Regions from separate parts of the Homo sapiens genome. Here region 1 is linked to region 2. A link is a loop called in an ENCODE intact Hi-C map of the cell type or tissue named here. Cell type or tissue: dorsolateral prefrontal cortex. All regions are shown on one strand.

Region 1 (5,000 bases), 360 kb after region 2:
TTATAAGTGGAACATTGTTTTATGTCATCACCTCTATTAGATACCCAAGCTCCAGTGGTTCCATACTGGCGCCTGCCTGGTTTAGGCATTATCATCTACCTGCTGAAACAGAGTGCTAATGATTTCTTCAGCTATTATGACAGTCATCGACAGAGTGTCAGCAAGCTACAAAATGTAGAGCAGCTTCCCCCAGATGAGATAAAAGAGGTACGAATCTTATAATGAGCTGGGGGGACTTGAGAAATCATTGCTGTTACTAGGCCAGGGTACTCAGACTGAGTAAAGACAACGTATACAGTATGACTGAAGGAATTGGAATGATTCTTCTGTGTGATTTGAAGAAGACTCCTTCGCCGTAGCACCAGCCTTATAAGCATAGAAACTCTTGACTGAAAAACAGTGAAGTGTAGCACCTGTTCAAGAAAATAGAAAGGCAGCTGGCCTTTGAATGAAGAGTTTTGGGTCATTTATACTCTAAAATCTGTTCTGAGAAAGGCTTCTGTTACAGATTTTTTTTTTAATAGAACTTGGGTAAATGTCTCTGTGCCTTCAGCATCTTCAATATCTGTTTAGCAAATCTTTCAAACAAATGGGATAGCATATGAGACTTGACTGCCTTCCCTCAGTGACCCAGAAGCATTCCCTCTACTTACAGTATTAATAACTAAAGATGCTGCATTACCAGGATTGCTACTAAGTAGCTTGCTGCCTTTTCCATTTGGCACAGCTGAATGTAAGGCATCTCTTGGCCAGTTCCTAAGGCAGTGCTGAAGCTTCCTGGTGTCCTGTCGCAGCCTGAATGTTGAGCCACTTTGTCATTCCTGGTTTGCACCAAGTTTTCTAAAAACTTCCATGTTACTCTTATGAGTAGTCCATGCCTACTCCCTCTTGCCACTTTTCTGGTAAACTCAGGGGACATTTATTGAGTGTCTACAACATGCCAGGCCCTGAACTACATGTTCTACCTAACACCCGGGCAGATATTGTTTCTATTCTCATTTCTCATGTGAGGAAACTGAGGCACAGAAGACTTGCATAACTTACCCAAAGGCATGTAGCTGGCAGGAACAGGGTGAGGCAGGAGTCAATGACTGGGTTTAGGTAACCCCTGAAATTTTGGGTTCATGCCTGGCAGTCCTTCCTCTAATGTGTAGCTAATCAGTGATGTTTGTACTTGTAAGAGGAATTGCATCATCATCATGAAGCGCGTGGCCTTCCATCAGCCTCACTTCAGTACGCCTTCTGTGGAACCCAGCATCAGAACATTAGCTGGAACAACTGTGCTTGTGTGTGTGCCACATTGAGAAGTGGTCATGGGAGCTTTGGTTGATGATCAGATTTTAGTTATGCTCTAGGTGTCTACCTTGTATTTTTTGCAGAAGATACCTGACAACTGTTAGAAATTCTCCATGGGATTGTTATAGCTACTGTTTGAAAAACCTATCATTTTGTCTTGGTTTGTTTTAATGTGACAGGAAATTCAGGGTTTCATCAGCAACCCTGACTGTGTTTCAGGGACAGACTTTTTCAAAAGGCAGCAGATAAATGTTCATTTGTGAATTTGCTTCTTTGGCTGTAATTTTTAAAAATTGCTAGCTTCTTAGATAAAAACTCTTATCTGCAAGGATGTTTAAATTTGAGTGTTTTTCATAGCATTTATCATGGTGACCTGCTGATAGTAGTTTTTCATTAAAAATTTCATTCCAGTTGATGTCATTCTAATACCACATTTGTTTCTTCTAGTTGTGTCAGTCTGTGATGCCTGCTGGTGTTGATAAAATCTCCACTGCTCAGAAATATGTTCTAGCAAGACGGCGCTTGGTGAAGGTGATCAACAATCGAGCTAAACTGCTTTCCCTTTGTTCTTGTATCCTTTATGAAATCATGCACTTGAATGATGACCTTGAAATATAGGAACTGTTCACTTATTCTCATATTATTTGGGCACCAAAACCAGGTGGAAGGAGATAAACTTAATTTTTTCCCAGTAAATGCCTAATGTATTTCCAAATCATAGTTTTTGTTCTTATCTTTTAGAGTAGCTGGTAATACTGATAAAATACATGGGCACTTTCTGTTAGGGAAGAAGGTAGGGACATGAGACTGCTGGCACAGGACCCCAAGGTCCCCACCTCTTTCCTCAGCACACCTTGCTGCTTCCTCTTGAGGAGCCTTCAGTGAGACCCTGTCTGTTAGACTGAGGCTGTGGGTACCTCATTAAGTGAGTGCAGTCTGTCCTTTTTTCTTCTCCTCCGAAACTGGTGTGTAAAACATATTTGATGAGATTATGTTCCTTTAATCTGAGCTCTGGTATAGTTATCATAGAGACCTGCCTATTTATTCTTTGGCGCCATCTGGAGTACTACTTGTTACATTGCATGCCCACGGATTCTCAAGATTCCTTATTTGCCTCGAGAACCTTGTTTAAAAGCAGAAGACTGCAAGGTAAACTTTCTGCTAAAAATTAATGAACCATAAATACCTATTTGTGCCTTGAAAAGCTAGTACCAGTTTTTTTTTATTTTTGTTTCCAGATTACTTAGAGTGAATTGGGTGAATCAAGAGCTGTTTAGTCACTAGACGTAGCTATTTCTTGCATTTTACTTTCTGTTCACGGGACATTGTGCTGAGCATAAGAATATTCTAGAGCCTGCTCATCAGCTGTTCCTTAGCTTCTTGCTGCAGTTAGGGGGCTGATCCAGCTCTAGAAGAATGGAGGAGGTCTGCTATTATGCTGATTCTTATTGCTGGAGTGGGCCTCTGTGACTGATGGCCATATATTGGATCCCTTAGGTGGAAGGAAATAGAGAAAAGCTGAGAACCCTGGTCTGGACCAGTGAAATGCTTTCTAGGGGCTTCCATTTGCTAAAAGTTGAAAATTGAGTTCCCAATCTTGAGCCGTGTTTTTCATGGTGCTATTGTTATTATTCATTGTCATCAGGTTCCTCCACTGTGTGGTAGATAGGTACTTGCACAGCCGGTATGACTCTGTTTTTTTATCTCTAGATTCCTTCGCCTCAGAAACCAATCTAGATTTTAGAAGTGGGCTGGCTATAGTGAGCCAACATGATTTAGACCAGGTAAGGTTCTATTCTCATATTCTTTTATTTTTCTTCATTAAAGTAAAAGGGCTGGGTGTGATGGTACACATCTGTAATCCCAGCATTTTGGGAGGCCGAGACGGGAGGATTGCTTGAGCCCAGGAGTTTGAGAGCAGTCTGGGCAACATAGTGAGACCCCGTCTCTTAAAAAAAAAAATTGGCATACTGTGGTGGCATGCACCTGTAGTCACAGCTACCTGGGAGGCTGAGGTGGGAGAATCACCTGAGCCTGGGAGACTGAGGCTGCAGTGAGCTGTGATTGCACCACTGCACTCCAGCCTGGGCAACAGAGCAAGACCTTGTCTCCAATAAATGAATGAAAGAGTGAAGCAAGACCTTGTCTCCAATAAATAAATAAATAAATGAATGAATGTAAGTAAGTAAGTAAAAAGGAAAGCCTGGTATGTTAATAAGATTATGATTTTCAGGGTTGCTTACAGACACCTGGTTTGAACTCTAGCTTGACCATTTTAACAGCTATATGACTTTGAACAACTTACTTAACTTCCGAGCCTCAATTGCTTCATCTAAGAAATAGGAGGATTCAACCTCAGAGGGTTTTGTCAGAATTAAGTGAGGTTTCATGTATGTGAGGCTGCTAGTGTTGTACCTAGAACATGGTAAGCATTCCGTGATTGGTAGGCATTATGATCTGGAAACTCCTGATGTCTTTTGATTAGCTTTGTAGAACTTTTTAGGTACAAAGTATCACTCAGCACTTATTTTTCAGGAAATAATTTAATGGTGAGATTGAGAGCAGCCAATACAAATCCCGCCGTCATAGACCATAGTACACAACACTGTGCTCTTACTAACCTGTTGATCAGTAGTGTTAGAATGAATGAAGAGTATGCCAAAAACAATTACAATGAAAACCTCATATTAAACTAATAGCAAAGTTATGTTTCTAACAAAGCAGGTATCAGGGTGTGTGATGTTAGGGAAAATGAATTACAGCTAGATCCTCTGCTAGCCATCTGAATGTCCTTAGCCATGATTTGATAAAGCCTCTGCTCCTCCCAAATCCCTCTTTTTGCTATTTTTCTTAAAACAAGGTTGGGAATGAAAGGTGCAGTTACAGCAGCCTCCAAAGCACAGCTTGCTGGATATCATGAATACCACGCTCCCATCCCAATCCAGACTACATTCGCCCCTTAGTGACTTTATAAAAGGAATTCGTTTTGTGGCTAGGCTTGTTTAGGAGAACTAGTGTTAATTGAGGCCATGTGCAAAATTAGCCAAAGAAGATTATTCAGAAGTTTGTTTGTTTGTTTGTTTTGTCTGAGAGACAAGGTCTCACTCCATTACCCAGGCTGGCATGCAGTGGTGTGACCACAGTTCACTGCAGCCTCAACCCCCTGGGCTCAAGTGATTCTCCCGCCTCAGCATCCTGAGTAGCTAGGACAACAAAAATAAATATATTTTGAAGTAATAACTGTTACTATTTCATTTAGACTGCTTTGTGAAAAAGCTAGAAAAAAATGCAGGATTAATAAATAATCTCACACTCTGTGTTGTGATTTTAATGCAAAACTGAAAACAGGTAGATTGATCTAATATTGTACTTAATTTTAGTCTTTTAGTATAACATCAAAAAGATCCATCTGAAACTACATATGCATTCTAGAATATATATGAATTCTAAAGCATATAACAGGTGTATCCCCACATTAATATTTTTTGAAAACAAAAGCATGCAAGTGGGTTTTTAAAAATTGCAAAATGAAGTAAAAAGTAAAAGCTTCTTTCCCACCTACCCTCCTGTCCTCCCTCCCTCCCTTCCTTCCCTGCATTCTCCTTCCCTCCCTCCCCCGCCAGTCTTACTGACTTCTTGTATGGCCCTTCAGGAAATGTTTTTGTGTGTATGTTAGTATATCAGCATCAGCATCAACATTCATT
Region 2 (5,000 bases):
CCATTGCTCATTATTGTTTTTATTATATTTTCCTACAATTAGTGCTTATTTGGATTTACCTAGTACTGTGAAGTAAACGTTTGTGTTCCCTCAAAATTCATATGATGGTGTTTGAAGATGGAGCCTTTGGGAAGAAACTAGGTTTAGATGAGGTCATAAAGTGATATGGTTTGGCTGTGTCCCCACCCAAATCTCATCTTGAATTATAGCTTCTATAATTCTCACATGTTGTGGGAGGGACCTAGTGGGAGAACCGAATCATGGGGGTGGTTTCCCCCATACTGTTCTCATGGTAGTAAATAAGTCTCACAAGAGCTGATGATTTTATAAGGGGTTTCCCCTTTCACTTAGCTCTCATTCTCTCTTGCCTGCTGCCATGTAAGACGTGCCGTTCACCTTCCGCCATGATTGTGAGGCTTCCCCAGCCACCTGGAACTGTTTGGTCCATTAAACTTCTTTTTCTTGATAAATTACCCAGTCTTGGGTATGTCTTTATCAGCAGCATGAAAACAGACTAATACATAAGGGAAAAGCCCCTTTGATGGGCTTAGTACCCTTATAAAGAGAAGAGATTTTTCTCTGTCTTCTCTCCTCTCTCTCTCTGCATGTACCAAGGAAAGTCTTTGTGAGGACACAGCTAGAAGGTGGCCATCTGCAAGCCAGGAAAGGAGCACCCCTCAGAAGCTGACCATGCTGGCATCCAGATCTCAGACTTCCAGCCTCCAGTACTGTGAAAAAATAAATTTCAGTTGTTCAAGCCACCCAGTCTATGGTTGGTTTTTGTTTTTGTTTTGTAAAGACAGGGTCTCACTATGTTGCCCAGGCTGGTCTCGAACTCCTGGACTCAAGCAATCTTCTGGCCTTAGCCTATGAAGTAGCTGGGACTACAGACATATACAGGCACTGCACCCAGCTATAGTATTTTGTTGTGGCAGCCCAAGCTGACTAACCCACCTATGTTTTCTACCCATATGTTCCTCTGCTCACTTATAGCTTCTTTTCCACCACTCTTTCATTCGAGATTCCATTTCCTTTTTCCTGAAGTTTAGCTTTTAATAATTATTTTAATAAGGGTCTGTGACTGATAAACTCTTAGTCTTCGTTTACCTGAAAATGTCTTTATTTTGCTATCAGTGTTGCCTGATGTGGGGTTCTACAGTGGGATAGAATTCTAGGATGATAATATTTTCTCTTAGCATTTTGAAAATATTCCATTGTCTTCCAGCCTCTACCGTTGCTAGTGAGAAGGCTGCTAACTGTCCAATTGCTATTCTTTTGTAGGCATTTTTTTCTGTCTTATTACTTTTAAGATTTTTCTCTTTGTATTTGTATTGCAGTTTCATTATGATATATCTAATTGTAGACTTAATTGTTTATTACACTTGGGACTACATGTGCTTTTAAAATCTGAATATTCATATTTATCTGTTCCAAAATAGTATTAGCCATTATATCACTTCTAATACTATCACTTTTCCATTTTCTCATTATCACTTTCAGGAATTCCTGTTAGAAACATGCTGGACTTCTCAGTCTAGCTTCACATTTCTTAACTTCTGTTTCATATTTCTCATCCTCTATTTCACATTTCCCATCTTTTTATCTCTCAGTGCTGCATTCTGGATTATTTCCTTAGATAATCTTTCAATTCATGAATATCTCTTTAGCTGTGTCTAAATGCTGTTTAACTCATTAAATGCATTTTTTAATTGCAGTGACTTTATTTGTTTTTATTACTAAACTTCTATTTGGTTCTATGTTCAAATTTCCTTGTTCTTGTTTCATTTTATCTTCTAGATTATGGTTTCTATTGCTTCTTGAGTCTCTTTAATTATTTTAAACATATTGATTTACTATTATCTTTTAAATTGTTCTATTAGCTCTGGATTCTACTGATTCTCTCTCATAATACATTATTACCTGGTGTGAAATGACAAAATTTATGTCTGTGAACTCTTCTTCAGGGGCATTCTTTTTCTTCCCTGTGTCTTACGTGCTTTAGAATGTGGAAATATCCCTAAAGAATAATTGTACATTTTCTTCTGTGAGAACCACAGGTATTTTATTGGCAGGACCAGTTTTAGCTTTAATTTCTGAGCTTGCAAATCTTTCCACCACACCCATATGTGTTCACGTGTTGTAGAGTTGGAGTCCTTATTTTTCATGCAACTCCATATTCTAACACTTCCCACAGACCTCTAGGAAGAATAAAAGTTTCCTTGTTTATTCCCTGGAATGGTAGCGTTATTATTTCCCACGCTCACTGAAGTGGGTGCTCTTCCAGATCCCAGTTGATCATTACAACCCAAGCTCCTAGCCTTCGGTCCTATATCTGGGTCTGATTCTTTACCTAACCATCATAAGCCACATGATCCTGGCTATAATTCCCATCTTTGTTTCTAGAAAGTAAGGTTTTCCTCCTTGGTTTTGAACTTGATTCTGGATTTAATAACCGTTCATCCAGCATTTTCAGGTGTTGGTAATGTTTGTGGGTTCTATGTTAGCTCAAACTACCATGATACTGGAGGATGACGTTTAAATTGGTCTAAGGTGTTGAAAACTGAATTTGCCGTTTCTTCCCACGGTTTTCTACTTTTTCTGCAACCACCATTCCCGCAAAACAGAATCATCTTTCACTTTTCCCTCTCCACTACTTCTTGCATCCCAATGAGTAATGATAATCCTGTTGGTTCCATATTGCTGTCACTTTCATCTGTGGCTAGTATTGTGCTGTATAATTGGTCGGCTGACCGTCAGTGGTTTCAAACCTTGAGATGTGTGTGGATCAGTATAACTTAGTGAAACATGAGGAATCTATCTTCCCTTCCAATAGGCTGACTCGGTGAATAAAACCAATCAATCATCAATTAATAAGATGAAGTTGCAATTAGCAAGAACTTTCTCGTGTTTACAGCACTGGTGAAAAACATTGGCCCAGCAGAGGGAGCTAAAATACCACAGCTAAGACCCCAGGTTTGTGACACACTGTGTTGGACACTTGGGGGCAGTGTGGGTGAAGATGGCTCCCTTAGACCTGGGCCCTCTGTTTCAGAGCAACGATTGGCAAACTTTTTCCGTAAAAGGCCAGATAGTAAATATTTTAGAATTTGTAGGCCACATGTAGTTTCTGATGCACGATCTTTTTGTAAAACAACCTTTAAAAGCATTCTTAGTTCATGGGCCATTAAAGGAAAAGAGGTCACAGGCTGGATTTGGTCCAAGAGCCATATTTTGCAAACTGCTTTAGAGGATTCTACATATCACAAGCACAAAAGTAAACAGCAAATGTATTAAAGAAAATAAGAATGCCTCTGTCACTTGGAATCTAGTCCTCAGTGCTGGCAGGGCATGACCCAAATCCCTAAACATCCACTCTCACTACTGATACTGTTCAGGCCCCCAGGAACATTCCTTTCCATAACTGTTGTCCACCGTCCTCAAAACACAAGGCAACTGCTTCTAAATGCACTGAAGTTTTCTGTTTTTGCATTTTTAGACAGAGTCTTGCTCTGTTGCCCAGGCTGGACGGCAATGGCACAATCTCGTCTCACTGCAACCTTTGCCTCTCAGGTTCCAGAGATTCTCGTGTCTCAGCCTCCCGAGTAGCTGGGACTACAGGCGTGCACCATCACACCCGGCTAATTTTTGTATTTTTCATATAGATGGGGTTTCATCATGTTGGCCAGACTGATCTCAAACTGCTGACCTCAGGTGATCTGCCCGCCTCAGCCTCCCAAAGTGCTGGAATTATAGGCATGAGCCAACACACCCAGCCATACTGAAGTTTTTTCAGTTGTTCCATTGCAGTGATAGAGGCAGACATTGCATTAAAATACAGGAAGGATTTGAGCAGCAGAAGGGCTTAACTAGGAGTAAAGACGAATTAACTTGTCAGATCTTATTTCTTGGGAAGTAGGAAGGCAACAGATTCTTACATAAGGAATCGTAGTTCTCAGCGGGGCTGAGTGTAGGGAAACCCTGCCCTGGAATCTAGCAGAGCAGATGCCCAGTTTTAATTTGGATTTACCAAAGCCAAGTATAGGCTCCCCGGGGGACAGCAAAAAGCAACAAAAACAGGAAACCCCACAAACCCACAAACTGCATGTGTGCTGTGATTCATTCTATTGATGATACGATATGAATAGACTTCGCTGAAGAACTTCTTGATTTGGAAAAGGTAGTGCAGCACATACCGCTCTGAGATTGGACAACCGACCTGGCAAAACTCCAGGCCCCACCAGCTTGACGGGTGAAGGCCTTAGGTATATCTTGGTCTAGAGCTACATGGAACAGTTCTTTAAAGCTTGAAATGCCTTGTTAACTCTGGGTCCACCCTGAGATAAAAAGGAAGGACAGGAATTTGATGAGGCAATTGAGTCTACTTACATCTGGCTGTACTTTTGGACTATATGTCAGAGTACAGGCACATGCAAAAAGGCTGTCGTTGAAAGTAGAGAAGAGTAACAGAAGGTTCTAGCTGAAATTCACAAGTTAGGGCTCAGATTGGTCTATTGCATCCTCACAGGCACAGTGCTCCTGAGCTATGGGAAGTGTTGGTGATGGAGTCTACGCTGAATGAGGACTGACCCTGCAAAAGACAGGTGTCCAGCACTGCCATGGGGCTTTTGGTGCAGATGTGGCCCAAGGCAGCTACTCAACCACTCTGCCTTTGAAAGACCATTACCAAGCAGTCCACCACTGGGCATTGTTTGGGGTTAGACCACTAATGAATAAGCAAATAAGTGTAAATCAGAGATGTCAATCATGTCTTGAGTGATGTCAGAAAGACATTCTAATGAGGAACGGCCTGATAAACAAAATGTGTTGATTACAGGGAAATAGTCATATTCAGGAAAAAAAAAGACAATTACCCAGGAAAGATACATAATATCCACAAGCAAGTGATTTAGTCCCCATCCCCTAGGGCAGCCAAACCTCACAGTATAATCTAAATCCAGCAACAGAGACTTGGGCCCCATTGTACAAATCTTTGAATTCAA

Evidence for each region. Peaks named below come from ENCODE experiments on the same cell type or tissue, not always from the same donor. Only the 100,000 strongest peaks of a DNase experiment are listed, where the experiment ranks them.
Region 1: a loop joins it to region 2, with 6 times the contacts of the local background. A loop is called at or near these places in 93 of 110 quality-filtered maps.

Annotation. Positions count from the first base shown.
Region 1 is chr7:135,643,152-135,648,151 of GRCh38, forward strand. NUP205 (nucleoporin 205) reads left to right here. Exons shown (of 43, transcript NM_015135.3): 39 at 41-207; 40 at 1,744-1,867; 41 at 2,317-2,445; 42 at 3,007-3,080. Among named protein-coding and RNA genes, the nearest start is that of STMP1, 17 kb to the right of the region's middle. In dorsolateral prefrontal cortex, CTCF peaks have their summits at 2,361 (motif pointing left) and 2,567; a DNase peak (open chromatin) is centred at 2,367; H3K27ac peaks cover 611 bases.
Region 2 is chr7:135,278,696-135,283,695 of GRCh38, forward strand. The region is part of intron 3 of LOC107984123 (a long non-coding RNA gene); the gene reads right to left. It also overlaps the pseudogene SLC23A4P. Among named protein-coding and RNA genes, the nearest start is that of STRA8, 47 kb to the left of the region's middle. In dorsolateral prefrontal cortex, a CTCF peak has its summit at 2,966 (motif pointing right); a DNase peak (open chromatin) is centred at 2,986; H3K4me3 peaks cover 740 bases.